Regions from separate parts of the Mus musculus genome. Here region 2 is linked to region 1. A link is a loop called in an ENCODE intact Hi-C map of the cell type or tissue named here. Cell type or tissue: left cerebral cortex. All regions are shown on one strand. Each heading gives the region's core, and the rest is flanking DNA. Links, peaks and the distances in the headings are about the cores only.

Region 1 (16,442 bases), core at 4,654-12,653:
CAATCAGTTCTCTGTACCTTTTAACTAGAGGAGGCACATACGAGCACACACATACACACACACACACACACACACACACACACACACAAGTTTTTAAAAATATATTTAATGAACTTAAATTCAATAACTACTACCCTGTGAATCAAATCATCATCATCACCATCATCATCATCACCATCATCACCATCATCATCACCATCATCACCATCATCACCATCATCACCATCATCACCATCATCACCATCATCATAGTATACAGTATGCTCATACATCAGAGTTTAAATACTGTGGATTAATGTATGGTAATAGCTGTTTTTAAAAATAATTTATTTTTATTTTATGTACAACAATATTTTGACTGCAAGCATGTCTGTGCGGGGCTTCAGGATTCCCTGGAACATGAGTTACAGACAGTTGCAGGCTGCCATGTGGGTTTTAGGAATTGAATCCGGGTCCTCTGGAAGAGCAGACAGTGCTTTTTTTTTTTACCATGGAGCCATCCTCCGGTGTCTGCCCCACCTCCCTCCAAAAATTTGAGATTCCATGACTAACCAAAGAAGCGAGGTGGGGTTAGAGAATCTGTGGAGCTCCTGTGTTAGAGGTGGAAGAAGGAGACACTGCCATTGCCAGCCTCATCCTCAGGTCTGTTTCTTTTTTCCCCCTTTCCTCCCTCCCTCACTTCTTTTTTCAGAAGCAGTTTTTTCACCTCCATTTTGAGGATAGAAGATAACTGTACCTTGATAAATATGTGAATGACATTTTCTGTCCACACCACTCATGAGACACAGACAAATGTCACACTTTTCAGGGTGAACTGAGACTAGGAGAATGAGTATATTACAATTATACCAGAAAAATCAGGCCTGAGAACTTTAGACGCACACAAGGGTGAGTAGAGGGCACAATAAAAATGTAAAATAGTGAATTGCATCATTTCTGCTTTGAAAGCACATTTCTACAGAAAGGTGGTACAACTAGGGGTTGGTGACTGCGTTGATGAAGTGTAGAAGTGTTGTGGCCTGCTGTGGTTGGGACACAACTTGTGTTTAAAAATTGATCACTAATTCACATTCTTAGCAAAGCATTTTTTATTAGAATTTTCTTTATTTACATTTCAAATGTTGCCTTCTTTCCTGGTTTCCCCTCTGAAAACACCCTCCCCCTGCTCACCAACCCACCGAATCCCACTTCCTGGTCCTGGCATTCCCCTACACTGGGGAATAGAGCCTTCACAGGACCAAGGGCCTCTCCTCCCATTGATGACTGACTAGGCCATCCTCTGCTGCATATGCAGCTGGAGCCATGAGTCCCTCTGTGTGTAATCTTTGGTTGGTGATTTAGTCCCAGGGAGTTCTGCGGGGGTACTGGTTGGTTCATATTGTTGCTCCTCCTATGGGGCTGCAAACCCCTTCAGCTCCTTGGGTACTTTCTCTAGCTTGTTCATTGGGGACCCTGTGCTCCATCCAATGGATGGCTGTGAACATCCACTTCTGTATTTGCCAGGCACTGGCAGAGCCTCTCAGGAGACAACTATATCAGGGTCCTGTCAGCAAGTACTTGTTGGCATCCACAACAGTGTCTGGGTTTCTTTCTTTCTTTCTTTCTTTCTTTCTTTCTTTCTTTCTTTCTTTCTTTCTTCCTTCCTTCCTTCCTTCCTTCCTTCCTTCCTTCCTTCCTTCCTTCCTTTCTTTCTTCCTTCCTTCCTTTCTTTCTTTCTTTCTTTCTTTCTTTCTTTCTCTCTTTCTTTTTTGGTTTTTTCGAGACAGGGTTTCTCTGTGTAGCCCTGGCTGTCCTGGAACTCACTCTGTAGACCAGGCTGGCCTCGAACTCAGAAATTCTCCTGTCTCTTCCTCCCAAGTGCTAGGATTAAAGGAGTGAGCCACCACGCCCAGCCTTTCCTTTCCTTTCCTTTTCTTTTCTTTTCTTTTCTTTTCTTTTCTTTTCTTTCCTTTCCTTTCCTTTCCTTTTCTTTTCTTTTCTTTTCTTTTCTTTTCTTTTCTTTTCCTCTTTCTTTCTTTCTTTCTTTCTTTCTTTCTTTCTTTCTTTCTTTCTTCTTTCTTTCTTTCTTGTGTCTGGGTTTCGTAACTGTATATGGGATGGATCCCCAGGTGGGGCAGTCTCTGAATGTTCTTTCCTTCAGTCTCTGTTCCACACTTTGTCTCTGTAACTCCTTCCATGGGTATTTTGTTCTCCTATCTAAGAAGAACAGAAATATCCACACTTTGGTCTTCCTTCTTCTTGAGCTTCATGTGGTCTGTGAATTATATCTTGGGTATTCTGAGCTTCTAGTCTAATATCTACTTATCAGTGAGTGCATACCATGTGTGTTCTGTGACTGGGTTACCTAACTTAGTACGATAGCCTCAAGATCCATCCATTTGTCTAAGAATTTTATGAATTCATTGTTTTTAATAGCTGAGTAGTACTCCATGTGTAAAGGTACCACATTTTCTGTATCCATTCCTCTGTTGAGCGACATCTGGGTTCTTTCCAGCTTCTGGCTATTATAAATAAGGCTGCTATGAACATAGTGGAGCACGGGTCCTTATTTGATGTGCACAAATTCACTGTGGCATTTTGGCCAGCAGGTGGCGATATTGTGCCACAGGGGATGAGGCAACCGGTGAGATTTTTTTTTTTTTTTTTTTTTTTGTTACCGCCTAACCAATTTCAGGAGCAGGGCCGATGTGTCAGGCCGCCTGCTTGTCACCTTTAGATGTTGGGCAGCTCTCCCTAGGATCTCAGCAAGGAGTGGGTCAGTTCTGGAATCTGCCTTAGGGTTGGATGGGCCCACCTGGGCACAGAAGAGCAGGCACTGTCAGAGTTCCCCTTTGCAAAGACGGGTAACTGAAAGGTATTAATTAATACTGTTCGCTTCGAGCCCCTGAGCTGCCATTTTGACTATTGAAAGTGCATTCAAAACTGTGACACAGACAGACGCTAAAAGTGTCGTGACTGAGAGGTGGCATTTCTGGCATATGTCAGGCCTTGGGAATCAATCCCCAGTGTTGCATGAAACTGGTGTGGAGGTAGGAGCTGGAGATATGGCTGCGGGGTTAAGAGCGCTTGCTGCTCTTCCGTAAGATCTGGATCTGGTTTCCAGCACCTACATCAGGAGGCTCAAAACTGCCTGTAACTCCAGTTCCAGGGTATTGTCTGTCTTCTTCTGGCCTCCGGGAGGGTCAAGCACACACATGTTGCACATATGCACACATGCAGGCAAGCATTCATACACGTAAGATACAAATTAAAGAAAAAATAAATAAATAGGTGTGGAGTATATGCCTGTAAATCTAGTGCTTAGAGAGGGCAAGGGGGGGTGGGAGGATACAGAATTATCTCAACTCAGGTCTCTAGTTATATCTGGAAAACAAACGAAAACAACAACAAGCCAGGCAATACACACCTTTAGTCCCAGCACTTAGGAGACAGAGGCAGGCAGATCTTTGAGTTCAAGGCCAGCCTGGTTTACAGAGTAAGTTACAGGACATCCAGGTCTACACAGAGAAACACTGTCTCAAAACACTAAAAATAAATAAACATATTTAATTAAACAAATAAAGTTACAAGAACATATTCCAGGAAGTATCTTTTGGGTTCTGGTGGTGCCAAATGGCATAGGTTTCTGTTGCTTATGCTCTTGTGCTTAATGGCCTCTCGCCATCTGGTTATCTCTGGTATTAACTGGCTTTGCTATCTCAGCCTGGAGCTTGTCCCTCCTGTGAGCCTGGTTATAATGGCAGGGGACAGACCTCCAGGCTCATCTGTGAGGTTTTTAAGACTAGGTGGACTGAAGTGGGAAGATCTATCTGAGATGTGGGCAGCTTGGCCATGGCGTGGCCTCTGGTTGAATAAAGGAGCAAAGCACCAGCGTTCATCTCTCTCTGCATCATCCCTGGCTGCAGGTGCTCCCTCGGGACCCTGCTGCCAGGACCCTGTGTGATGAACTGAACCCTCAAAATGAGGTCTAATCTCAAGTCTCAGTATGGGTGTCCAACAACAGATGAATGAAGACGATGAATAAGATATTTAATTAATGGAGCATTTTCAACTGAAAGTGTTAATTCAATCCTTTCATTTTCAGCAAGGTAAGAACTGGGACTATTAAGTGACATCAAATAAGCCAGACATGGAAACTTGATTACCACAGGTTCTGTCTATACTGAAGATTCAAAGGCAGGCAGCTGCTTGTTGGACAGTGATTGCTGACGCTTGGTAAGGGTGTGTGTGTGTGTGGGGGGGGGGTTAGAGAAAGGACGGTTGCAATTGATCAGCACATGCTACACGCGTGTACAGAACATCACACCATTAGCATGCACGTTAACAAACCTTTTGTTATTATTGATGGTTTTGTTTTTTTTCAGGACAAATCTCTTTTTGCAACCCTGGCTGTCCTGGAACTCCCTTGGTAGACCAGGCTGGCCTTGAACTCAGAGATCCGTCTGCCTCTGCCTCCAGAGTGCAGGGGATTAAATGCATGTGCCAACAAATGCTAATGAAGTATGAAAAGAAAAGGTTCTATAGGAAAGGGGACTGTTTTCATCCAAGTGGCGGCTCCTCGTGACAGGAGCCCTTTTAGTCCTTGATGGATCACCCTGGGGAGACCACACCCTGGGAAAACCTCCTTGCTTAGACAGAGGTGTAGAGGGAATGACTCTGTCCAAAGCCCATAGAGGCACAAGTCCTGAGGAGGCTGGAGCCTGTGTGTACTTCTCTCATACTTTGCTAAATTCCACTTCTAAGAACGCTGATCTTCAATAAAAAAATAAATAATAGAAAGCCAACATTCACGTGGAAACTGAACAACACTCTTCTCAATGATACCTTGGTCAAGGAAGGAATAAAGAAAGAAATTAAGGACTTTTTGGAGTTTAATGAAAATGAAGCCACAACATATCCAAACTTATGGGACACAATGAAAGCATTCCTAAGAGGAAAACTCATAGCTCTGAGTGCCTCCAAAAAGAAACTAGAGAGAGCACTCATTAGCAGCTTGACAACACACCTAAAACGTCTAGAAGAAAAGGAAGCAAATTCACCCAAGAGGAGTAGAAGGCAGGAAATAATCAAACTCAGGGGTGAAATCAACCAAGTGGAAACAAGAAGAACTGTTCAAAGAATCAACCAATCAAGGAGCTGGTTCTTTGAGAAAATCAACAAGATAGATAAACCCTTAGCCAGACTCACTAGAGGGCACAGGGAAAGCATCCTAATTAACAAAATCAGAGATGAAAAGGGAGACATAACAACAGATCCTGAAGAAATCCAAAACACCATCAGATCCTTCTACAAAAGGCTGTACTCAACAAAACTGGAAAACCTGGACGAAATGGACAAATTTCTGGACAGATACCAGGTACCAAAGTTGAGTCAGGATCAAGTTGACCATCTAAACAGTCCCATATCCCCTAAGGAAACAGAAGCGGTTATTGATAGTCTCCCAGTCAAAAAAAGCCCAGGACCAGATGGGTTTAGTGCAGAGTTCTATCAGACCTTCAAAGAAGATCTAATTCCAGTTCTTCACAAACTATTCCACAAGATAGAAGTAGAAGGTACTCTACCCAACTCATTTTATGAAGCCACCATTACTCTGATACCTAAACCACAAAAAGACCCAACAAAGATAGAGAACTTCAGACCAATTTCCCTTATGAATATCGATGCAAAAATCCTCAATAAAGTTCTTGCTAACCGAATCCAAGAACACATCAAAACAATCATCCATCCTGACCAAGTAGGTTTCATCCCAGGGATGCAGGGATGGTTCAATATACGGAAATCCATCAATGTAATCCAGTATATAAACAAACTCAAAGACAAAAACCACATGATCGTCTCGTTAGATGCTGAGAAAGCATTTGACAAAATCCAACATCCATTCATGATAAAAGTCTTGGAAAGATCAGGAATTCAAGGCCCATACCTAAACATGATAAAAGCAATCTACAGCAAACCAATAGCCAACATCGAAGTAAATGGCGAGAAGCTGGAAGCAATCCCACTAAAATCAGGGACTAGACAAGGCTGTCCACTCCCTCCCTACCTATTCAACACTGTACTTGAAGTCCTAGCCAGAGCAATTAGACAACAAAAGGAGATCAAGGGGATACAAATTGGAAAGGAAGAAGTCAAAATATCACATTTGCAGATGATATGATAGTATATATAAGTGACCCTAAAAATTCCACCAGAGAACTCCTAAGCCTGATAAACAGCTTCGGTGAAGTAGCTGGATATAAAATAAACTCAAACAAGTCAATGGCCTTTCTCTATACAAAGAATAAACAGGCTGAGAAAGAAATTAGGGAAACAACACCCTTCTCAATAGTCACAAATAATATAAAATACCTTGGCGTGACTCTAACTAAGGAAGTGAAAGATCTGTATGATAAGAACTTCAAGTCTCTAAAGAAAGAAATTAAAGAAGATCTCAGAAGATGGAAAGATCTCCCATGCTCATGGATTGGCAGGATCAACATTGTAAAAATGGCCATCTTGCCAAAAGCAATCTACAGATTCAATGCAATCCCCATCAAAATTCCAACTCAATTCTTCAACGAATTAGAAAGGGCAATTGGCATATTCATCTGGAATAACAAAAAACCGAGGATAGCAAAAACTCTTCTCAAGGATAAAAGAACCTCTGGTGGAATCACCATGCTGGACCTAAAACTGTACTACAGAGCAATTGTGATCAAAACTGCATGGTACTGGTATAGTGGCAGACAAGTAGACCAATGGAACAGAATTGAAGACCTAGAGATGAATCCACACACCTATAGTCACTTGATCTTTGACAAGGGAGCTAAAACCATCCAGTGGAAAAAAGACAGCATTTTCAACAAATGGTGCTGGCACAACTGGTGGTTATCATGTAGAAGAATGCGAATTGATCCATTTCTATCTCCTTGTACTAAGGTCAAATCTAAGTGGATTAAGGAACTCCACATAAAACCAGAGACACTGAAACTTATAGAGGAGAAAGTAGGGAAAAGCCTTGAAGATATGGGTACAGGGGAAAAATTCCTGAATAGAACAGCAATGGCTTGTGCTGTAAGATCAAGAATCGATAAATGGGACCTCATAAAATTGCAAAGCTTCTACAAAGCAAACGACACCGTCAATAAGACAAAAGGCCACCAACAGATTGGGAAAGGATCTTTACCTATCCCAAATCGGATAGGGGACTAATATCCAATATATATAAAGAACTCAAGAAGGTGGACTCCAGAAAATCAAATAACCCCATTAAAAAATGGGGCTCAGAGCTGAACAAAGAATTCTCACCTGAGGAATACCGAATGGCAGAGAAGCACCTGAAAAAATGTTCAACATCCTTAATCATCAGGGAAATGCAAATCAAAATAACACTGAGATTCCACTTCACTCCAGTCAGAATGGCTAAGATCAAAAACTCAGGTGACAGCAGATGCTGGCGAGGATGTGGAGAAAGGGGAACACTCCTCCATTGTTGGTGGGATTGCAAGCTTGTACAACCACTCTGGAAATCAGTCTGGCGGTTCCTCAGAAAATTGGACATAGTACTACCGGAGGATCCTGCAATACCTCTCCTGGGCATATATCCAGAAGATGTCCCAACCGGTAAGAAGAACACATGCTCCACTATGTTCATAGCAGCCTTATTTATAATAGCCAGAAGCTGGAAAGAACCCAGATGTCCCTCAACAGAGGAATGGATACAGAAAATGTGGTACATTTACACAATGGAATACTACTCAGCTATTAAAAAATGAATTTATGAAATTCCTAGGCAAATGGATGGACCTGGAGGGTATCATCCTGAGTGAAGTAACCCAATCACAAAGGAACTCGCACAATATGTACTCACTGATAAGTGGATATTAGCCCAGAAACTTAGGATACCCAAGATATAAGATACAACTTGCCAAACGCATGAAATTCAAGAAGAACGAAGACCAAAGTGTGGACATTCTACCCTTTCTTAGAAATGGGAACAAAACATCCATAGAAGGAGTTACAGAGACAAAATTTGGAGCTGTGACGAAAGGATGGACCATCTAGTGATTGCCATATGCAGGGATCCATCCCATAATCAGCTTTCAAATGCTGACACCATTGCATACACTAGCAAGATTTTGCTGAAAGGACCCAGATATAGCTCTCACTTGTGAGACTATGCCGGGGCCTAGCAAACACAGAAGTGGATGATCATAGTCAGCTATTGGATGGGTCACAGGGCCCCTTATGGAGGAGCTAGAGAAATTACCCAAGGAGCTAAAGGGAACTGCAACCCTATAGGTGGAACAACAATATGAACTAACCAGTACCCGGGAGCTCTTGTCTTTAGCTGCATATGTATCAAAAGATGGCCTAGTCGGTCATCACTGCAAAGAGAGGCCCATTGGACTTGCAAACTTTATATGCCCCAGTACAGGGGAACACCAGGGCCAAAAAGGGGCAGTGGGTGGGTAGGAGATTGGGTGTGGGTGGGTATGGGGGACCTTTGGGATAGCATTGAAAATGTAAACGAGGAAAATACCTAATTAAAAAAAAAGAACGCTTCTTTGTAGCAATGACTTCAGAGCGTGGCTTTTGCTGTAAATTTTGATGCCTTTGAGTTGGCTGCACTGATGGGTTCTGAAGAGTTTTAACCCTATGATGTCCATCAAGATCTACTAGTTATGTCTTAGACTTGGAAATTTGCCTATACACAAATGGGCGTGTCTGTGAGGCCAGACGCTAAGCATCTGAGCTACATGGAGGAGCAGAATCCACCAACCCTGCCGAGGGGAAGCTGCTGGACCTTGTCTCTTCCTAACTGCGCAGGCCAAGGTTCCAGGCGGTGTCTTCCAGTGAGGGCCTTTGCTCATTGGCCTTTCCTATGTGGAACCAGCTACATGCTTGCATCACTCACTATCCACATTCCTAGTTTGACTGCATTCTTGAAGAGTTTTGGAATTTTCCGCTTTGATGCAACCAGAGACTCCAAAACCTGCCACTAGGGGACGCCCTTTAGCTGGCCTTGCTCAGTCATCAGCCAATACCCAGAAGTGGCAGGTCCATCAAGGGAGAAGTCAGAGTCTTCCCTGGTGCGTCAATATTGACTTGTGGGTTTTGTGACTTGGCACTCAAGGTCTTTGCTGCCCTGACCGGGTCACACTCGGCACTTCGATTCCCTTCTATTGCCCTTCTGCCTGCCCATCACAATCTGTCCACACACTGTCCTCCGCGCCGGAGTCGGCTGGGAAATAGCATTTCAGTCTGGTGAGCTTAGCTCTTTCTGTGTTCCCTTCCCCCTTCTACCCATGTTCTGACAGCTCATTTCTTTCTCGTGGTGAGTAATATTTTACTGTGGGGATGGACCCTCGTTCATTAACTATTCATCTTTTAAAGGACCTCTCAGTTGCTTCCCTGTTTAGATAACTTTAAGTACAAACTGCTTTTACAAACATTTGGGTACAGACTTTGTAATGGATATGTTTTTAACATCTTTGAGAAAACACCCCAGAACACAGTTGTTGGATTATATAACAGGAGTGCATTGTGTTTTATAAGAAAGTTTGCAAGGCGGCTCACCCTGTGTGCTATCTCTGCCCCAGCGGACGGCTGCTCAGCGTGTCCTCGGGAGAGCATGGTGTGGGCAGGCAGCATCCCAGAGTTCCGACACTCAGTCGGTCGGTTAAGCACGTATCAGCGCTTGCCTCACAGTCTTGGGTCTTGCGTTTTGCTACATCATTCTGTATTATATCTTATGTTTGTACTTTTTGTTTTTGTTTTGTTTTTTTGTTTTTCGAGACAGGGTTTCTCTGTATAGCCCTGGCTGTCCTGGACCTCACTTTGTAGACCAGGCTGGCCTCGAACTCAGAAATCTGCCTGCCTCTGCCTCCCGAGTGCTGGGATTAAAGGCGTGTGCCACCACGTCCGGCTTTTTTTTAGTTTTTTCGAGACAGGGTTTCTCTGTGTAGCCCAGGCAGTCCTGGAACTCACTTTGTATACCAGGCTGGCCTCAAACTCAGAAATCCGCCTACCTCTGCCTCCCGAGTGCTACTTCTACAGTCCAACAAACAATTGAACACCAGTCTTATTTTAGTGTTTACTTTTGTATGAGGAACGAAGGGAGAACTGGGTTCTGTGAAGTGTTCTCATTTCTAAACAGACAGTTAGCTTTCCCACATTTTTTCCCCCTCACTAATCTGACTTGTCCAACAGGTTTGGAATATCATGTTTATCAGGCACTAAAGACTCTATTGTCGAAGACTTCTCCCGGGGCTCTCTTCTTAACTCACTGAACTATTTCTTGTCCATTGGAAATGAGACTTACTCCCTCACAGGTCTTGGTCATGGCCGTTGTCAGGACCTACCTCCCATGGAGGAGCCTTCTTACTCCTTCCTGTGCATTCTGATTGTCTGTAAACCCTATGTCCTAACATACACATATTCTCTGATATAGTGTGACCTGTAGAGACTAATTCCTGTCATCAGATGTGTGTCTGACCCCTCTAGAACACACGCTGAAACTCAGTTCCCAGTGCAACAGTGCTGGCATCACACAAGGAGTATCTGAGGACACGGGTACCTGCCCCTGTGAATAGATGGGCTCTTTCTCAGCAGACGGGGCTGAGTCCCTCCTTACAGACTACGTTGAAGGAAGTGTTCCTTAAAAAGTTCCGTTTTCTCAGCTACCCCTTGCCTCCTCTCTTTCCATGTGAACTCCCCCCTCACACACACACAGGCATTTCTACCGTGGTACCATCCACTATGAGGCTTTTATTGAAACCAATGTCAGTGTAAAGCTCTGAGGCTTCCAGTCTGTGCTAAAGAACTGGGCAGGTGGTTCCAGGTGGTATACGACAGGAAGCCATGGGAGCAAGCCAGTAAGCAGCATCCTCCGTGGCTTCTGCACAGTTCCTGCCTTGAGTTCCATCTCCACGATGCTCTGTAAACTTTGCTGAAACAGTCCTTTCTTCCTCAAGCAGCTTTGGTCCTTTTCTGGAATGTGGGATTGCAGTTTGCCGCTTTCAAAACACACCTACTGCTTCTGCTCTGCTCAGGCAAAACTCTTAATGAAGAAGTGTATTTGTTCTGACACAAAGCAAGATAACAGCCGTCTTCCAGGACATGGGCGAGGCTGTAGGGAGATGGTGCCACAGTGAATCATGGCTGCAGAGCCCCCACAGGGAAGGTCCCCCAGGGGCTGCAGTCTGTGCAGATAGGAGCAGTGACTGTTGAAGGCTGACTTATGTCCTGTGTTAACATTAGCAAAGTTAAATATTGTGTCTAGGTTTTCATGTTTGTATATCTCTTTTAAATTATGTTCATATACTATGCCATTATGCTATAGAATACATACTTTTTTTTTTTAAAGGTCAAGCATGGTGGCCCATGCCTTTAATCCTAGCATCCAGGAGGCAGAGGTTGGTGGATCTCTGTGAGTTTGAGGCCAGCCTGGTGAGTTTTAGGACAGCCAGAACTACATAGAGAGATCATCAAAAAAAAAAAAAAAAAAATTCACTATTTTAAAACCCATTTCACTGTTAAGTAATTAAAAGTCTAATTCCAAAATCTGTTGATTTCTACTGTTTTTGTTTTGCTTTGGTAGACTAGATCTCTTCTTCCTCTTCTTCTTCCTCCTCTCCTCCTTTTTTGTTTTTTTGTTTTTTGTTTGTTTGTTTGTTTGTTTTGGTTTGGTTTGGTTTTGGTTTTTTGGGTTTTTTTGAGAGAGGTTTTTTCTGTGTGGTCCTGGCTGTCTTGAAACTCACTCTGTAGACCAGGCTGACCTCGAACTCAGAAATCCACCTGCCTCTGCCTCCCAAGTGCTGGGATTAAAGGCGTGCGCCACCACCACCTGGCTTCACTTACCTTTCAAAGTTCAATTTATTTCAATTCTAGGTTTTAAGACTGCTTAAATCTGAAGTGTCACAGATGAGAAAGTGAAAAATGCCGTTTCCCAAGGACTCTGACTTCCTAACCTTCTGACCCCCAAGACATTTATTTTCTCTACATCCTGGGGGATCAAGTTCTCAGCTCTGGTCATCTTGCTTTACAGACATAGCCATTTCCTTGTGTTTGTGTCTCTGAATCAAAAAGTAATTAACTCTAGGATCTTTATTAATAAAATAATAATTATTATTATTTTACCTTTTCTTGTATGTGCATTAGTGTTTTACCTACATGTATGACTATGTGAGAGTGTAAGATCTTGGAATTACAGACTGCAGTGAGCTACCATGTGGATGCTGGGATTTGTACCCCGATCCTCTGGAAGAGCTGCCAGTGTCCTTAACTGCTGAGCCATCTCTCTGGACCCACTCTAAGACCACCTCTGTGCCTACATTCTGTGGCTGTGGGTGGAGGGGAGAGTGAAAAATGGAGAAAGCAATCTGCTTCCAACCCCCCAACTTGGAGGCTCCTCAGCGGAGCACCAGCAGGATTCTGAGAGACTCCTCTCTGCCCACTCCACAGTTGTGGGCCACTCCTTCACTCCTCAAGTTGGAATTGGTCCTCGGCATGGCAGTTTCAAAGTATGATCACCAAGCCTTCGACTCTTTTTGTTTACCTTCTCAGTCATAAACGTTCATTCCGTTCCTTGTGTGCAACTTGTATTAAACCACACACTGATTTATTGAGCTCTCCATGGCAGAAGCTGAAGTGAAGATATAAATCGCCATGCAGTCAAGGAAACTCTCTGTAACAGAATCAGCCAGTCTGCTCCTGAGAAGCCTGGGAAATGGCCACCAACACATCCCTGTGTGCTCTTCCGCCCGCCTCCTCATACTTTCTCCTTGTTCTGATGACACACCAATTCCAGGAGCACATGCTGTCACACCCATGCATTTTCCACTGGCCTCATGAGAGGGAGCCTTAGATGAGACTTATGTGTCTCTGCAGAGAGTGGAGAACACGTGCTCCAAGTCTCGCAGGGCAGCGGGCAGAGTTCCAGTCCTGTTTCAGTTCCGTAGCACTGCCTGGGAACACAGCAGGGAAATAAGTTGTTTTGAATAATATGTTGGCTTCTAGTGCACATGCTCGTGCACACCCACACACACCCACACACCCACACACACCCACACATCCACATGCACACACACACACCACACACACACTCTCTCTCTCTCTCTCTCTCTCTCTCTCTCTCTCTCTCGAGTACACACACACACACACATGCACACACACATCACACTCTCTCGAGAGCGTGCACACCCACCCACACCCACATATGCACACCCACATATGCACACCCACACTCACCCACACATCCACATGCACATACACACACACACACACACACACATCCACATGCACACACACACCACACTCTCTCGTGCACACACACACACACACACACACACACACACACCTTTCGGGAGGAAACTCCTCCCTGATTTCAATCATACAGTGTAGTTATAGGGGCCAGTCAAGCATCCCATTTTAATGTAGCCATGACACTTTCTAAGATTGTGGGTCTCTGGGAGGTGGCAGTGGAAGTTTGCACACTCCTGTCCCAGATGGCTGGATTGGGAAAGCTGGCAGAAAGTATTCAGCAGCCATGGTGCCTACATGGAATGAGTCAGCCTTTGGAGGCAAAAGAGGAGCTTCCATATACAGAGAAGCAAGCAAGAAAGGAAGAAGGGAAGGAGGGAAGGAAGGAAGGAAGGAAGGAAGGAAGGAAGGAAGGAAGGAAAGAAGGAAGGATGGACGGAGAGAGGGAGGGAGGGAAGGAAGGAAGGAAGGAGAGAGGGAGGGAGGAAGGGAGGGAGGGAGGGAAGGAAGAAAGGAGAGAGGGGGGGGGAAGGAAGGAGAGAAGGAAGGAAATAGGGAAGGGGGAAAGAGGGAGAGAAGGTAGGAGGCAAGGTAGGAACAAAGGAAGGAGAGAAGGAAGGAAGGAAGGGAGGGAGGGAAAGAAGAGAGGGAAGGAGGGAGGGAGAGAGGGAAGGAAGGAAGAAGGGAGGGAGGAAAGGAAGGAAGGGAGGAGGGAAGGTAGCAACAAAGGAAGGAGGGAGGGAAGGTAGGAGGAAAGGAAGAAAGGAGGGAGTGAGGGAGAGAAGGAAGGAAGGGAGGGAGGAAGGAAGGAAGAAGAAACAAAGTCTGTTGTAGCCACACCCTAGCCTATCCTGTCAGTGAACTAAATACCAGTGTATAGCTGAGCTAGTTTAAACTGAGTCCCCAGTCACTCAATATTAACCTGACTAAGACCACTCTGCACACTCTGGTGCTCACACAGCTCTCTCTCTTTCAAGCAATCTGTTCAGGGAACAGTGCTACCCACAGTGGGTGGCTGTTTCCATCTCAACTAACTCAATTAAAGCAATCCCTGACCCGAGAGATGGTGCAATGCTTCAGAGTGCTCCATGCTCTTCCGGACGACCTCAGTATGGGCAGCAGCTGATGTCGTAACTCTAGCTCCAAGGGATTTGATCCCCTCTTCTGGCCATGATAGGGACTACACTCACATGCACATTCCCAAACACAGACACACAGGGGTACTCACAACTAAAAAGGAAGGAAGGAAGGAAAGAGGGAAGGAAGGAAAGAGGGAAGGAAGGAAGGAAGGAAGGAAGGAAGGAAGGAAGGAAGGAAGGAAAGAAGGAAGGAAAGGAGACTTACAAGCATGCCCAGATGTCTGTCCAAGTGATTCTGGATGTCAAGTAGCTAGCAATGGAAATTAACTGTTGCAAACAGGTGTCTTAGACTTTGCTTTATCAGCTTACAATGTTTATTTTATTTTTTATAAAGAAGGGGGTGGACAGGCAGGCAGTGGTGGCTTACACCTTTAATTCTAGCACTTGGGAGGCAGTGAAAGGCAGATCTCTTGAGTTCAAGGCCACTCTGGTCTACAGAGCAAGTTCCAGGACAGCCAAGGCTACATAAAGAAACCCTATCTCAAAAAACTAAAGGAAGGAGGAGGAGGAGGAGGAGGAGGAGGAGGAGGAGGAGGAGGAGGAGAAAACCATTTTGTAGTGACACACACCTCTGATCCCGGTACTCAGGAGGCAGAGGCAGGCAGATCTCTGTGAATTCAAGGCTAGTCCAAGCTACATAGTAATACTTGATCTCAAACAAACAAAAGTATTTTCCTTCTGTAACTAATGAGTGAACCAGGAAGTTAAACTTTTAAGTTGAGTTACTGTATTGTCTCTGGTAATAGTTCCCACAATGGTTGTACCATCCTTTCCTGATTCTCATTTCATATTGTGAATTACTTCAGATTGTGGCTGTAACTCTGTGTCTAGTCTCAGAGAGCCTCCCAATTTCTTCTTGACTTCCCTCCCCTGTGGGTGAGCAGTCTTTGATCTACCACTTGCTGCTGCTAAATGCAGGGTCTGTTGTCATTTTTTGTCTCTGTGACTCAAGAGTTCTCCTTGTATAGAATCTGTTATCTTGTCTGGTAGAGAGTAGGTCTCCCTCTGTTGAGCTTTCATACTTTCAAAAGAATTTAATTTAGATACATAGTAAATAATACACACATACACACACTCTCACAGGACACCACATCACACCACACACATGCACACAAACTACACACAGCACACACATACCACATACACACATCACACATATCACACACACACACATACCACATACACACATCACATATATCACACACACACAAACCACATCACATATATCATATACATACACCATACACATCACACACACATACACACACATCACACACACACATGCATACACACAACACACCTCACACACACACACTGCACACATGCACATACAGACTTGCATTTATAGCATATTCTTTTTCTTTCCAACTTTATTTTAACATGGTTTTTTTTTTTTTTTTTTTTTTTTTTTTTTTTTTTTTTTTTTTTGGTTTTTCGAGACAGGGTTTCTCTGTATAGTTCTGGCTGCGAGTGCTGGGATTAAAGGCGTGTGCCACTATGCCCGGCTCTATTTTAACATGTTTTTTGTTGTTGTTTTATTTTGTTTTGTTTGAGAAAGGTCTCATCACAGCTCACACTGTACTTGAACCCTTGACCCTTTACCCAGCCTCTGGAGTGCTGAGGTCACAGCATGTCTACCATATTCTTCAGCCTGCTTGAGTCTACATGCTGTACTGGAGCTGAATGTCCACCAAGCGCTTGCAAGTCCATGTGAAGTTGGGACAACCCTGGGGCAGCCCCTGGTCACCCCTTGATCCCTGGCTGTTTCCGTTTTTATTGGATAGCCTGAAGCTTGGAGGAGTTCTCAGAAGCCTCAGCACCACAGGAGCCCTCCGAGTTCAAGGCTGACTTCATGGGGATGCATTTCAAACAGTTATGTGCTGCAACATCTGGCTTCACTCTTCTACTGTGCCAAGATGGCGAGCGCCTCCACCACATACATAAAATTACTAAGACAGATGCTTACCCCCTGTTTATAAAACAGGTCCGCTAGCCCTAGATCCAGGCTGGTGGCTCTCACGTGCAATCCCAGCACTTGGAGGCTGATCCAGGAACACTGCT
Region 2 (16,442 bases), core at 3,123-11,122, 800 kb after region 1:
CCTGGTATCTGTCTAGAAAATTGTCCATTTCATCCAGGTTTTCCAGTTTTGTTGAGTATAGCCTTTTGTAGAAGGATCTGATGGTGTTTTGGATTTCCTCAGATTCTGTTTTTTATTTGTGATTTTGTTAATTAGGATACTGTCCCTGTGCCCTCTAGTTAGTCTGGCTAAGGGTTTATCTATCTTGTTGATTTTTTCAAAAAAAAAAAAAAAACAGCTCCTGGTTTGGTTGATTTTTTTTTAATTTATTTATTATTATATCTAAGTACACTGTAGCTGTCTTCAGATGCACCAGAAGAGGGCATCGGATCTCATTACGGATGGTTGTGAGCCACCATGTGGTTTCTGGGATTTGAACTCAAGACCTTTGGAAGAGCAGTCGGTGCTCTTAACCACTGAGCCATCTCTCCAGCCCTTGGTTGAATCTTTGTATAGTTCTTTTTGTTCTTTTCTATTATGTCCCAGTGGGTGCCCAATATGTGAAAAGGATTTGTCTCTCTCCTGGTACTAGTGCCACTTCTGAGCCTGCTGCCCTGTCTCTTAGCTACTGGAGTCTACCTCTGCTACAAAAGTGATGCCAGTGAGCCAAGTAGCATCGCTCAACCTACTGGGCACCTATCCCGTGAGAGAGATATGATTTGGGACATTTCTCTCTGAAAAGTCACTTGGAGATACCCTGGATTAACATTCTTGTCACCAGGACACTTTGCCTTCTCTCTCCCATCCTTGATCTCCCTCCCCACATGGCCTCAGCTCCTTCCTGGAGCTTCTTAGACTATTCCTTCCTCTGGGGCAGTTCCTGTCTACAGCCCTTTCCCCTAAGCCACTCCTAACTCCTAACCATGGGCTTTTATACGAGTCACCTGCTTTCTCTAATCTCTTTCCGTCCTCATACTCAGAGATTCCATTGAGCCTCGCTGTCCTGTAGGTCTTCTCAAGTGGGTCAGTCTCACTGCAAATGGCTCAGTGGCCAAAGATGGCACACTAAATTTCCAAATTCTTGCAGATTATAACAATGTCTGCCATGGTACAAGTAAATGATCCCCAAATCTCTTATCTATAAACTACCTCTGCTCTCCATTCACAAAAATCTCTTATCTCTAAGCCTTCTTTGCTCTGCTTTATTCGCCTCTGAATTGCTAAATTCAGTCTTAACAAAAATTCAAGAGACTTTTGGGTGTGCATAATATTTTTGAAATGTTTTATTATATTCTACTCTCGGAAGAAAGCTGGCTTTGGAGTTGAGTTACACCCCACCCCTGACCTAAACATGCTTGTTTAAAAGTTTTCTTCAAAATCTCTGTCCACAGTCAGGAGAGCCACCCGACTCTGTGACAGGGAGAAGAACAAATCAGAGCAGCACAAGAAAAGACACTGAGCATGCTGTAGAACAGCTCGGATGTAAACTATTCCCTGTAGGAACGCCTGCTTCTTATCGCACACTCTCTTCTTGGTTTTATGTAAAGATTCCTCTTCTTATTTAACTCTAAAAATGTTTCTAAAATATAAACTTTATCTTAAGATTTGTAAGACTATTGTGTAACCTCTCTTTATCTCAAGATTTGTAAGCTCTCTTTTGGGTATAATTTTAAAAGTCTATAAAACGTTTAACAAAAAAAAAAAAAAATAGCTTAAAACTTGTAACAAGAGGCATGAATGCCATAGAGCTGGCCCTGCCCCTCATCTGCAATGAGAGGGAGATCGGGAAAGTGAGCCTTGTACCTCACCTGGGTAACACAGTCAAGCTAGCCCTGGTGGTGAAGGAACAGGTAAGCCGGCTCAAGGACATGAGAGTGGGAGAACTGGCCCCACCCCTTGCTGGCTGTGGCACTGGATGGTCTAGCCAGGATACTGCTGGAGAGCTGAGCCTGGTGTGTAGGTATGGAAGAAGTGGTGGGCTGACCAACTCAGCTACCACCCAGGCCCAGATCCAAGGCTTTGATTGGCCCACTCCAACATCTAACCCATTAATGAACTGCTGGAGTATGTGAACAGGCTGGTCCAGCCAATTTAAAGCTGCAGTATCTCCATGACACCTGGCAACAAGAGGATACTGGAGAGGAGTCCTGGTGAGAGTCCAGTATTGATTGTGGAGCAGATGAGAGCAGACCAATAACTCATTGCAATGAATATTTGCAAGTAAAGACATGTAGAAAAAAGGGTATATTGTGGAACACACTATGACACACCACAGCTTCCACAACAGGGTCTTCTGTTATTGTTGCTGTTGTTTTTAATTTTTAATTTTCTTTTTTTTATGGGGGGAGGGTTGAAGGGGGCAGATACGAAGGGATGGGGAGATGAATGGGATTGAGGTATGTGATGAGAAATTCACAAACAGTCAATAAAAAGTTTAAAAATATAACAGAAGGTTTAAAAATCTATACATAGGTATTATACAAGCTCGAGCATGCTTATATGTAACTTGGATTCAACTCCTGCTTTAAAAGTAGGTCTGCTACAGCACACTGTACATGTAACTTGGATTCAATCTTATCTATAAAATTAGGATTTACTAAAAACATATATTTGGTGAATAAGGTATGTTTGATAAAAAATGTTTATACATTTCTAAGGTTACAAAGGTCTACTCAAATTAGCAGACACTGACTTATAAGATGTAAGTCTAGCCACAGATGTCTTTGTTGTATTCAACACTGAAGCTTCTAGAAATTTTTAGATAAAGAACAACATATGTTGCATGAATAGGTCTGTTTGGTAAATAAGGTTTATAAATCCTAAGGTCTATCCAGACTTGCAGAAACTAACTTAAAGCTGCACATCTGGTTTCTTTGTCTTTGCTAACTTTGTGACACTTTAGATATTTGGATAAACTGAGTCATACAAGAAACCGTGATATTCTGTAGAGGCACACTATAAAACGATCATGAAGATCAACTTCCCAGCCTCTCTATGGACTTTACATGTGTTTTAAAGTTTTATTTTGATGCTAAAGGATCTTTAATTCAAATTCTTAAGACTCAAACTTAACAGGGATAAAACTGTAAAATCCTAATCTTATAAATCTTGTTATAAACTGTTAACTGATAAATTATGACACAAAAGTTAATAGTCATCTTATAAATGACCCAATGCTTCAATGTGTGCTAAGTACAAATGTAATTTATTTACAGGGCCAAAATTTAGCCTCTGAATATGCTGTCAAGGCTACGCCTGAAGTGTAGTGGGTTGGTCTGGTGCTAATATATTTTCAAATGTTAAATTCTGTATGTACCTCAAGATGCTGTAAGATGAAGAGATCCTTGTATATACCAACTTTTGTTGTGTAAACCTTGCCCCCAGGCTACCCCTGACTAATAACAATGTATATAGCTTGAGCTGGGCAGAAGGTACGGAGCAGAGCAAAGTTCTGGGGCTTGGAGTCTCAGGCTGGGATGAGAAGGAGAGAAGAAAGAATACAGGGAAAGAAAGTCACCGAGGGATAGGCAGATCATGAATGCACAGCCATGGGGGGCAGCCTATAGGACTAGGAGAAAGCCAGGCAGAATGACCAGTGATATCTCAGGGTTATTGACAGGGAAGCAGCGCAGAGGGTTGATTTCTGCCCAGCTCTAGTGCTTTAAGGCTTATTATAAGTATAAAGACGTTGTGTTTTTTAACTGAGAACTAAATGATCTAAGGTGGGATAGAAACCCCCAAATAATATTTACCACAACACTGAAGCATGTAACTAAAACAAAGTTTGTTTACACCCAGATATACTTAACACATTAGATGATGACCCTCAATCTTCTCAGAGAGATCTGCTGAATATGACATTTAAGGTGTTCAATGGAAAAGAGAAACAGGAAATTACGGAAAAGCTTCCTGTGGTAGACAGAAATGCTAGCTCCTGGCAGTGACCCTTCAGTGGCCTCCACAAATGAAGTGGTACAAATAGATAGCACCTGGAGTTTGCTTCAAGTGTGGCAAGAACTGACCCAGGGTGGAGAACTGTCTTTCACCTTGCCTGCCACCAGGATGCTGCCCAAACTATGTACAAGTAGAACACTGAAGAATTTACTGTCCTTCTTTCCAAAGTAAGTCAGTCTCTCAAGTTCCTCATCTACAGGGCAGACTCTTGGATCTTCTGGGCCTGATGGCAGAAGTGTGATGCCATCCTGGAATCTCTGCTCACAATAAAACCACAGAGGAGCCCAAGGTAACAAACAATCCAGGTAGCAGATAAGTCTGTCATTTTAACTGATACGGAGTCTATCTGGATTATATTTCCTCCTTAAATGTATCCTTCTCAGATCTCTGACGATGTTGATGGCAACTGCAGCTATCACCTTAGAAGCAGCAAGTAGCCAGCCTCTCTCCCCTCTGGCCGCAGCTACCTGGTCAGTCTATTTCATATATAAAAATGAAGCCATGTCTTTTCTAGAGCTACTAGGTCTCCTGCTGAGAAAGGGAGACGCACAGGCTTCACACTAAAAGAGAGAAACTAATACAACTCATAATGTAAAAGCAAACTCAAGCTATGTTACTGCTATTACTAAAATTTACTTTATATTAGTCATTTATTTAAAAGAACTTGCTTTTCAAGTAAGTGTTCTCAGGAATCAACCACCTATGTCTAACGGTAAACGATTGGATGGGGAAGAAAGATTTAAAGTTTATTTAAGCTGTGAGAGTCTAAGAAAATGATTTAATATGTGTAAACGCAAGTTGTAAAGGTCTGAGGATATGCAAGCTTATGTAAGTTGTAAGGGTCTAAGGAAGTAATTTAAGGTATGTAAAAGTTAGACTTAATGATACATGATGATTTTAAAAGTTCAAAGTTAAAGTTCAAAGGTTTTTTTTTTTAAGGTGAGAGTTTTAACATATTAATCAGTGGAGTTCTGACAAGCTATTAATCTAGCCTTGGTAAAGCACTAGTGACTACTATAATCACAGTCTCAGAAACTTAAATAAATTAAGTCTAAGTATAGACTTTAAAGTGTTTCTCATTATGCTGAGACATTCAATGTTCATATGCATATGCAACTGTGTACACACACACATGAACACACACACATTGTAGGAGTCCCGTGTGTGTGTGTGTGTGTGTGTGTGTGTGTGTGTGTGTGTGTGTGTGTGTATCCAGTTCTCTGGACAGAGGGAAAAAAATGTCCTTACTTAACACAAAACCATCCTCTTGGGTCCCCAAGCTTTTGCTATGATTTAAAGGCGTGAGTCTACTCCAGTGAAGAACACTGGTTGACTGCTTTTTCTACAATGAGGATTTCAGTGCATATGACAGACAGCAGTCATGCTAATAAATCTAGAACTTTTATCTCTTTTTGTAAACTTCAAAAATCCATGTAAGCTCCAGGGAGTTGAGACTTGCATCCAGATCCACCTGTATAGGTCAAATTGATTCCAGAGAAGTCCTCCTGCCAGTCAACAGCTTGAGCTTTCCTATCTACTGCCTATCCTTGAAGGTGGGCTTTAGCATTTCTCAAGGTTTGGGACTCCTACCACCACCGCCACTCCAACTATCAGGACCACAGGCCTGGAAGTCTCAAGTGGATACCCAAGACAAAGATTTTTCTCTAAGCTCCTGAATGTCACCTCCTGTCCCTATCTGTATCCCTAGACTGTATCTGCCTCAGTAGATTTCTACTCAGTCGACAGACAGCATCCAGGAATCAGCCAGGGCCTGCAAACTGCTCCAAAACTGCCCGCAACGTGCCAGCCCCAAGTGGTTCTGGAGAACCAGAGATCTCTGGCCTTGCTGAAAGGCGAAGTAAACCATATGCTTCTAATGAAAGTTTCTCAGGTCTCCAACCACTGCCCACTGCCCCTGCTTTAGATGAACACTTGAGACGGCTCCGAAGCAGCCTGTCCTTTGACACCCCAGGTGGTCCTTCAGAACCTGGACAGCAAAATAGATCTCCCCTGCTCTTGCCTAAATACTTTTCCCAGTCTGGTCCTGGAGCCATATGCCAGCCTTCCTGGGCCCCCATAACAACATCCTAATTTCAGCTGACAAGCAGTTACAGAAGAGATTACATTGTCCCTTATCACAATGTCAGATTCAAAGGAAACTCCATTTCCTCATTTCAAAAGGCAGAAGGGACAAATAATTATCCCTTTTGCTTATCTGCATACAAGTTCATGCTGGCTTCCAGGCTCCCTCAGTATCACAAGTACAAGTTACACACTTCAAAGTCTATAATAGCATCCTAGCTCTTCTCACCTCCTTCCTCCCCTAAAATTCCAAAACTCAGTCTTCCCTCTCCCAGCTACTCATTCTCCTTATAACCCTGTTATTTTGGCTCTGCTCCCTTGCCTGGCCCCTTCCAAACCCCATCTCCCTCTTCCTCCTCTCTCTGCTTTCCCACACCATCCCTCTCTCTGTGTTCCTCTCCCCCTTTCTCTGCTCCTGCATCTCTTCTGGCCAGATCCATCCCCCTAGCTATGTTCACTCTACTAGTTTCTTTCTCTTCTCTGGACTCTTCCAGAAGCCTCTGGCTGATATGTTTTTCGTATCTAAAATAAAAACATTCCCCTTATCAGACCAACGAGCAGTCATGTTGTTTATACAGAATTCCATGGCCAACTTCTTAGGTTCTAGACTTAGGGTTTCTATAGTGTCAAATCTTCTGCTAATTTTTATGAATCTCTGTGTCAAAGGTCCACAAAGAGTATGGCGCTCAGAGGTTTGGGAATGACGCTAAGGAGAAAGTATGAAAAAACAGTGGTGGGTGTGCTGGATGGTTTGATGTCAGCCTGACAGGATCTAAAGTTATCTGAGAGGAGGGAACTCAGTTAAAAAAGAAATGCCTCCATAGTACAGGCTGCATGCAAGCCTGTTGGGCATTTCTTAATTCATGACTGATGTGGGAGGGCCCAGCTCATCGTGTGTGGACTATCCCTGGACTGCTGGGTCTGTGTTCTATAAGAAAGTAGGCTGAGGGCTGGAGAGATAGCTCAGCAGTTTAAGAGCATTGGCTGCTCTTCCAGGGTCCCAAGTTCAATTTCCAGCAACCACATGGTGGCTCACAACCATCTGTAAAGGGATCTGATGCCCTCTTCTGGCCTTCAGGCATACATGCAGGCAGAACAGTGTGTACATAACAAAATAAATAAATGAAAATAAAAAATAACATGAATCTTTGAAAGAAAGAAGGGAAGGAAGGGGAAGGGGAAGGGGAAGGGGAAGGGGAAGGGGAAGGGGAAGGGGAAGGGAAAGGGAAAGGGAAAGGAAGAAAGCAGGCTGAGCAAGCCAGTAAGCAGCACCCCTCCATGGCCTCAGCATCAGCTCCTGCCTTTAGGTTTCTACCGGGATTAAGTTCCTGTCCTGACTTCCTTTGATGATTAATAGTATTGTGGAAGTGTAATCCAAATAAACCTTTCCCCCCAACTTGCTTTTTGGTCACAGTGATTCATCACAGCCATTAAGACCCCAATTAAGACAGTGGAGAATGGAGAATGGATTTACCAGACAACTGCAATAGGACTGCCAGATTGTGCTGTGTTGAAGCAGACAATCATGAGTTTATAGAGAATTAATCTACTTTGATCCATTATATGACTTCTTAAGCATTCTGATGTGTTACTGTTGTGTATGTGTGTGAGTGTGAGAGTGCACACTGCAGGGCATTTGTGGAGGTCAGAGGACAACCATCAGGGAGTCAGTCCTTCCATCTTTATGTAGGTTCTTCGGATCTAATCCAGTCACCAGGCCTGCATAGCAAGCACTTTCACCTGTTCAGCCATCTCACCAACCCTATTCTATGACCTTTTCTTTACAGCATTTGACTTGCTACTGGGCAGACACAGAAAACTAGGATTGTTCCATTGGAGTAGTGCTGGAGAACTTGTTAGATTTGTGTATACTTGATGAAATACAGGGGAGGAAGAGTTCAGGAGATTGGAAATAATAATTGGTAGTAACGTGGTGGATGAGGGAGTTCTCCACTTTCCTGTTGAGTCAACTCTTTATACAGTTCCTCATGTTGTGCTGACCACCACCATAAAATTATTTTTATTTCTACTTCATAATTGTAATTTTGCTACTGTTAGGAATTGTAATGGCAATATTTTCGGAGTTAGAGGTTTGCCAAAGGGATTGGGACCCGCCGGTTAAGAACTGCTGGTCTAGAGGGTCTTAGAAGAAAATAAATGAAACAAAAAGAGGAAGATAGGGTGTGGGCCTGGGCGAGTGAAGGGTCTGAGAGTCGTAGGCAGATGTCAGAACTGTGGTGGCTTGAATACCTGAACAAATCATATAAATGTGTTGTACTGACCTGAACGCACAATTAGAAATACAATACACTCCCTTCGGTTGACACTGAGGGAGCCTGTACAAACCAAAAACATTGTCATACCCATTTAAAAATGTACAAAATGATATAACTACACAATTTATTTCAGTAAACTTTATTTTAAAAGTCATAATTTTTCAGAGCAAAAAAACCTCAAACTCTACATGCAGAATTGGTTTTACTACCATAATGTATTTTAACAAAATATATTTAGGAACACCATGTCTAATAAACTTGTTTAAATAATTAGTAATTTAGTTAAATGATCATTACCAGCCCCAAGTTCTGTCTGAGCTGGGTGACAACTCCCTCAGTGAATTCAAAACATGATTTTTGACTTTAGAACTAATTTGTCCTGAATGTAGCCCATCAAGAGTTTCCATATCAATGAAGTGACATTGGAGTCTTTGCTTAATTGTGAAAAAAATCTGGAGTCTTTGAAAATGACATAATAACATTTAAATATAAAATACAAAATTTTGAATATTAAATTATTTTTAAATATGAACACTACATTTCTTCATGCACAGAACATAAAGTGGTAGCTGGGCATGGCATCACACACCAATAACCCCAGGGACTGGGAGGCTGAAGCAAGAGGGTTATGTGTGAGATCCAGGCCAGACCACATGAGACACCAACTAAAAGAAGGAAAATAAACATAATAAAGTAGCTACATAAATAGAATCTGGAGATTTTTAAATGAAACAACTGTAACAGGTTCAAATAATAAGATATGGCTGGGAGTGATCTATCCACAAAAATAACTCTTAATTATTGAAACTCAGCCCTGCAAAAAATTCATCCAAAGTTCCTCTACATCATGATTCTAGGTGTTGAAACATTTATTTAAACTATGGTCATAACAAAGCTGTTTATCATCTTGAAATATAAAAACATAACTCTAGGACAAATTGCACTTCTTTGAAACGCATGTACTGTAAAAAAAAAGAGAGAGAGAGAGAGAGAGAGAGAGATGGCATTACCTTGATTTTTTTGTTATCTGTGAGATATTAAAAAGATATTTTATAACTTGATTTTTCCATATCTAAGAACCAAAATACTAAACATAATAAATAAATGTGCAACCTGGAGGCACTGAAGGGATACAGAATACTGAGAGTAGTAATGTAACAGTGTACTAAGAATTCAGTTTTTCAGAATTAAGACTTCTTTCAAATACAGTTTTGCTTATTGCTACTATTAACATGTATCACATAAAGGTTCCTGTCACTACTTATGAAGAACCGGGTTTAAAACTTTGAGAATGTACACCTTTAAAACTGTTTTCTTTCAGTCTGTGGTAATTTAAGTTTTAGCTGTTTTTGTATAATAGTGGATGAATACCTTGGAATATACTACCCACATACCCCGAGTTCTATGATATTTTGATACTCTGTTATAGTAGTATGCAATAGTTTAATTAATGAAAGAATAGACAAAATAAATCATGATGGATGAAGTTTAAAGGATGTAACAGTCTCAACATATTATAGGACAGTGCCTGTAAAGTTAAGTTTTTCAGCTTCTCTGATGCCTTCCTTCCTCTCTCCATGTTTTAGTAATAGCTACTCTGTCGTGCTTAGAGGGCTACTGGGTGATAACATGACAAATGGGAAGCACAGAGCCATGTTTCATTTCTGGTGCTCCCTTTAACAATGGAAGTATGGCTTGCATTCATTTAGGATTCCGAGTTTTGATCAGATAGTTGTAGAGCAAATAGAATAAAAACTTCAACAGAGATAAACCTCTGAATTTCAGCTGCCATCATTTTATTTGTACTCTGTGTGTGTGCATATGTGTGCATGTACAGGTGGTGTGTGCGTGTGTGCATGTGTACGTGTGTGCGTGTGTGCTATGCTAGGGATCTGGATTCAGGACCTCACACTTGAGTAGCAGGAACTTTACTGAGCCAGGGACCGGGTTTGATGGGGTTTAGGCTTCCTCTTGATACTTTCCTGAAAATGAGGAAGGGCACATTGCCCAGGTGTCCTGGCTCCTGGCCTCTCTGCATCTTTCTTAGAAAGACTTCCATCTCCCTTATAGACAGTCCATTAAAAGAACATTCCTTTATAACAGTGTAGAGACTTAAGAGTATAAGGATATAAAGATGACGTCAACCTTAAATCACTTTCTCAGATTGGCACAAATCCAAAATGGTTCACTAGTCCCTCCCACCTCCCTTCTTTTCTCCATTTCCAGTGTGTATAAATGATTCTAGGACAGCTTTCCCCAGTGCACTCAGTAGCTGTGGGAGGTGCTGACAGCCTTGTGTTGTGTACATGTGGGCAGCTGCTTTGCAGACTGCATTCTAGGCAGGGATGGAATGCTCAGCCTTCCCCAAGCCCACTGACTGCATCTCTTTTTCCATCACAAGAACTCTGAAGATCTACCAGGTTTGAGAAGACAACTTTGAGAAATGCCCATCAATCCAGGTTCTAAACACCCCTGGGCTGTCCCTGGCAACAGTTATCCTTTTAATTCCTAAAGAAGAATCACTTTGCTTACAAGAACCACAACCATGGTAACCTGGAGTCTACTACTCCATAAGCCTCCCACGATAAGCAATTAAGAGCTATATATTATTTCTTTACTGCAGATTAATGAATTCAAAGCAGTTGACAAGAATTATGATCTCTCTAAGGAGACCCTTATATTCCTCCTGCAAACATTAAAACCACAAAGATTCAATGAATTCTTTATCTCAATCCACCCCTCAGTCACTCTCTGGCGAGGAGTGGACTGCATCACAACGCCACTGTACTTGATCTTCTCACTAATATTAATTAGCAGGTGAGGCAGTGGAGATAAAAGTATTAGATAAACAAACTATTTCTGTATATTAGCCCTCTGGTCACCTCCATGAACTTGGGACTTACTATTATACAAATTTTACAGATAAATATCCTGACGTTTACAGTGACTAACTGACTTGCCAAGGTCACATCAAGGAGTAAGCCAGAATATCAAGCTCATACCTGACTCCTAAATCTATGCTCTTAATGCCATCTTAAGTGCTTATGACAAAAAGGAAAAAAAAAAGACATATTGGTCACACTTTCATTGTATAAATAAACTGAAGTACATTTAGATAAAATTAAATCATTTAGAATTTAGTTTTATATTTCCTTCTATTCAAATTCTCATTCCCTTAAATGAGATACTGAAAGTTTCAAAAAGACAAAAATAGATTGCTATTTACCAACAACAGGTTTCCATGTGTTTTGTTTGTTTTCGCTGTTCTGTTGCTTTTGAGATAGATCTCAGTATGTATCCCTGATCATCCTCAAACCCAGAGATCCACGTGCCCTCAGCTTCCTCTGAGGACTGGACTAAGGCATGTACTACCACAGCCGAATTCTATAGATTTTTTTTTTTAAATGAGGAGGGCTTTAGAAATCTGCATCCAAGGTGAAGACATTATCTGTGGTTTCGGCCATGACTGCAAATCGCTGATACTCAGAAACTCGTTTCTCAAAGAAATTTGTTTTCCCTTCTAATGAAATGTTCTCCATAAAATCAAAGGGATTTTCTGCCTGAAAAATCTGGAAAGAAAAGAAACGCCATTAGACATTCTAAAGAATCCAAATTAAATCTCACAGCAAGGGCAAAATGGCAAAACCCAGAGGGCAGGACTCCACTTCATAGTCGCCTACAGCCACACTGCTCCACTAAGGTACTGAGGGTTTCTGATGGCTGTTCCCAGTTTCATTTAAAGTTTCAAAGGTTTTTGCAAAACCATTTTTTCCTTATAAAACAAGTCTCTGTCCTACAAATTTTATGTATTTGTCTGTTTATCAGAGATGGGGCAGGTACCCCAGATTGGCCACAAACTTTCGATCCTTAGAAATGTTAGAGTTACAGATAAACATCACACATCTAATGTGTCCCTTGTATTTTAAAAGTAGATTAATGTATTACAAATGCTTTTGTAGAATCCAAAATAAATTCAAGACCACCCAGCCCCTCCCCCCTCTGAAGGGACTTCCAGACTGTATAGTTTCCGTGGTCAGAATGACCATGTCTCTTGTGTTTTGGTTCAGATAGTGCCTAGATTATTATACCACCCTGAGGACTAAGTTTAGAGACCCTGAATAATAACCACAACAAAAATAACAGTTTTCAGAAAAATTCCTCTACCCCACCCTACACTGAATTCTGAAAAAAACACAAACCACCCTGACCTTGTTGCTAGAATTACTCTGATGTTAATAGCCGTGACATAATAGCTGTGATGTTACTAGCTGACCCATAAGTTCAAAACATTCTGCTGCTTTGCTGAAAAACCACAAGAGCAGGCAGAGTGAGGGACTAGGCCAAAGGGTTACTTAGTCACCCTATACAAACCAACCAATGTCTGAAAGGGTTACTTGCTACACCAATTAGAATAAGCCAGCTAGCCGGGCAGTGGTGACACATGCCTTTAATCCCAGCACTTGGGAGGCAGAGGCAGGCAGATTTCTGAGTTTGAGGCCAGCCTGGTCTACACAGTGAGTTCCAGGATGGCCAGGGCTACACAGAGAAAACCTGTCTCAAAAAACAAAACAAACACACAAAAGAATAAGCCAGCTAACCTGTTGCCTAAATCTTCCCTTTAGAAGGTATAAAAAGTGTGTTCTTTGTTCATTCGGGGTCTCTCCTCTGGCCTGCGTGCTGAGACCGGTGGGGGGGGGGGGGGCAACATGTTGGATTAATAAAAACCTCTTGCGGTTTGCAGCGATGGCAGTCTCTGTGGTCTTTATGAGTGAGGGGTTTTTGGCAGACTCCAACACTTTCAGTAAAATTAACTTTAGAGACCTTATTTGCCTATAACATTTTATTGGTAGTATGGTGGTTTGAATGAGAATAGACCCCAGAGGCTCATATATTTGAATGTTTGGTTTTGAGCTGGTGAGCTGGACGTATGGACTGTTAGAGGAGGTGTGTCACTGTGGATGTGTTTTTTGAAGTTGTTTTCTCTGCTTCCTGTCTATGATAGATCAGGATGTAGCTCTGAGCCCCTGCTCCAGCACCAGGCTTGACTGCCTTCTGCTCTGCTCCCTGCATGACAGCCACGGACTCACCCTCTCAAACTGTAAACAAGGCTCCACCACGTGTTTTCTTTGATAAGCTGCCTTGCATCTTTTCACAGCAATGGAACAGTAACTAAAACCACTAGTCACATGTTTTAAAACACTTTATTTACCTTTGAGAATCCAAGTTCTCCAAGTAATCTGTCAGCTACAAACTCAATGTACTGTTTCATCAAAACACAGTTCATTCCAATGAGGCCAACAGGCAAGGCTTCTGTTAAAAACTCCTGGAATGCAAACAAAATCAGAATAAGGAACAAAAAAATAACAATAAAATAAGCATACATTTCCCAAATATAAAGTATTATGGTTGGAATCTGAAATGCCCCCTACATGTTCATGCGTTTGAACATTTGGTCCCTACCTGTGTAGAAAGGCCATAGAACCTTTAAGAGCTCAGACTTGGCTGGCAGAAATAGTTCGCTGGGTGTGAGCTTGAAGGCCTTTTCCCCATCCCAACTCTACTTGCTGGTCTGCCAAAATCTAAACAAGCTGTACTTTAAGCTCCTACTAGAACCTTCCTTGCTATGACAATATCTTCTGAGCCATGAACCAAAATAGGTACTTCTTCCCTTAAGTTTCTCACAGAGGAAGTGACTAACATGGAGGAGTTTAGAATTATTCATACTCTAGACACTGATTTTACTCAAGGCAAGGTATGCCAGAATAAATTTAACATGACACATGATAGTCATCTGTTTACAAATGTTTGGGATAGTATTAATCGTATGATTTCACATTCTCGGGGCACCAAAGTTAAGTAGAAAATAGCACATTACTGGATCCTTCAATGTCTAGGACCTAGCTTCTAGATCTCCTCAACAGAGAAGAGGAGAATGCTTTATCCTGCAGACAGCTCTACAGACAGCTCTACAAAGACCACCACCTTGGCAGCATGACTGCAACAGGAGCAGAGAGAGAGAGACATCGGTTCCAGAGAGTATGAGAATGGACAGACATGGATTTGGAGGTTGGAAGATAAACTGAAGTCCAACTGAAAGACAGTGAGTGGTAAAGTGGAAATGGAGAAAAGTGGAAGCACATTAACCATGAAATTCATCTTCAAAGTGGTAGAAGATGCCAAGATGTGCAGCCTTCCCCTCACAGCATGAAAAACATCCTACAAAGTACGTACTCTTTAAAAAGAAGGTAAGTAAATTTCATTTTTAAGTTAGTTCTTACGAGTGATACAAAACACATGTAAGTAGATTATCAAGTTGTCTCTAGTCACAAAGCTTTGCAGGTCCTAAGCTAAGTTTACCTCACTAAGTCACTTACTTACTCATTTTGTGACTGTTTAGTTTGTTTTCAGCTAGGCAAACTGCTATGTTATTGAAACTATGAAACAAAAACTGCCATTCCATAGTAAAGAATATAAAAATAAGGGCTGGAGAGATGGATCCGCAGATAAAAGCACTGGCTGTTCTTCCAAAGGCCCTAGTTTCAATTCCCAGCACCCAGATGGCAGCTCACAACTGTCTGAAACTACAGTTCTAGAATCTGACACCCTCATATATACATATATGTACATATATACATACATGCAGGCAAAACACCAATGCACAGAGAAAATAACAGACACACACAAAAACACACATACACACACATATATACAATAGTTAAAATGTCTGTTATGGAATAATACTTAAAAGATACATTAAATATAATTATTTAAATTATATATTTATATAATTTTATAAAATATATATTTAAATTAATTTAAAATAAATTAAAACAAAATATAGCCCTGAAATAAACCAGGTATACAAAAAACCCTGATATATAATGAAGACTAACTTAACAAAATTACAAACTGAGGTAACAACTTCAATACATCACGTGTCAGTACTCTCGTGGTTGATGAGAACCAGCCGCCATAGGCTCATCTATTTTGATACTTGGTCCCTAGTTGATGGGATTGTTTGGGGATGATTAGGAGGTGTGGCATCGTTAGAGGAAGTGTGTGTGTGTCACTGGGGATAGCCCATGCCACTCCCAGTTAGGCCTTTTTGCCTCCTAATGTGGATAGGATATAAACTCTCGGCTAGTATATAAACACCAGCACCATGCCTGCCTAATGCCATGCTCCCCACCATGATAGTCATGGACTCTGCAATCTTGAGTCCCAAATCAAATGCTTTTCTCTTGTAAGTTGGTGTTCTGTCACAGAAATAGAAAAGACACTAACATAACTGTCAAACTGGACTACATGAATTTGCTCACATTGACCTACAAATGACAACTTAATAGTCAAATGCTTCTGAGTACATTAGCACAGTACCAGGAGGATCAGCTAGAGGTGTGAATTAGCTCTGGAGTTCAAGGCTAGCTCACACAAGATCATATCTTACCTTTCAAACAAGTTTTAAAAACAAAATACAGGGACTGGAGAGATTGGTCAGTGGTTAGAAGCACTGGATGCTCTTCTAAAGGATTGGGCTTTGATTTCCAGCACTCATAGGATACCTCGCAACCATATGCATCTCTATTTCCAGGACACCTGACTCCTTTTCTGGCTTCCATGGGCAGCAAGCATGCATGTGGAGCATAGATATACATGCAAGCAAAACACCCATGGACATAAAACAAAAATGAAGCCAAAAAAATAAAAAAAAAAAAATAGGATGTGGTCATGTGACGATGAGATATGCCGACCACATTAGACTCCAGCACTTACCTGCTCGATTTGAACAGCATCAGCAATGATTTCCCTCACTCTATCTTCTGAAGGCTTGTTTACCAAGTACTGAAACATCAGGCAGGCAAAGTCACAGTGAAGTCCCTAACGCAGAAGACAAGCGAGACTGTTAAAGAACTTTAAGTAGCTACTGTAAACAATGCATCCATGTACTGTATGGAGTAGGAACATGCAACTTCCTAGAGGTGAAAGGAATGATCAAGCCAGGAACCTCTTTCCTTTAAATTGCACTGAATATCAAGTTAATAACTTAAAAACTTCCAATGATTGTAAATCTTAGTTTATTAACATCGAAACACTAATTTCTAAACAAACCAAAAAATGTAACAAATACATTTTGGAAAAGAAAACAAACTAAGAAGAGACAGCATGAAACTGATTATTTTTAAATGTCAAAAATTTAAGAAGGATTAAAAA

What was found. A loop is a pair of places that touch in the nucleus more often than their neighbours do. Peaks named below come from ENCODE experiments on the same cell type or tissue, not always from the same donor. Only the 100,000 strongest peaks of a DNase experiment are listed, where the experiment ranks them.
Region 2: a loop joins it to region 1, with 4 times the contacts of the local background. A loop is called at or near these places in 15 of 42 quality-filtered maps.

The regions. Positions count from the first base shown.
Region 1 is chr15:37,111,648-37,128,089 of GRCm38, forward strand. Gm41302 (a long non-coding RNA gene) reads right to left here. Exons shown (of 3, transcript XR_875170.3): 3 at 12,380-12,947. Among named protein-coding and RNA genes, the nearest start is that of Gm41301, 16 kb to the right of the region's middle. In left cerebral cortex, for the core only: a CTCF peak has its summit at 8,984 (motif pointing right); DNase peaks (open chromatin) are centred at 8,984, 10,987 and 12,453.
Region 2 is chr15:37,915,598-37,932,039 of GRCm38, forward strand. Rrm2b (ribonucleotide reductase M2 B (TP53 inducible)) reads right to left here. Exons shown (of 9, transcript NM_199476.1): 7 at 16,005-16,109; 8 at 13,441-13,554; 9 at 8,355-11,800. The coding sequence ends at 11,648. Among named protein-coding and RNA genes, the nearest start is that of Gm35019, 16 kb to the left of the region's middle. In left cerebral cortex, for the core only: a CTCF peak has its summit at 7,039 (motif pointing left); a DNase peak (open chromatin) is centred at 10,493.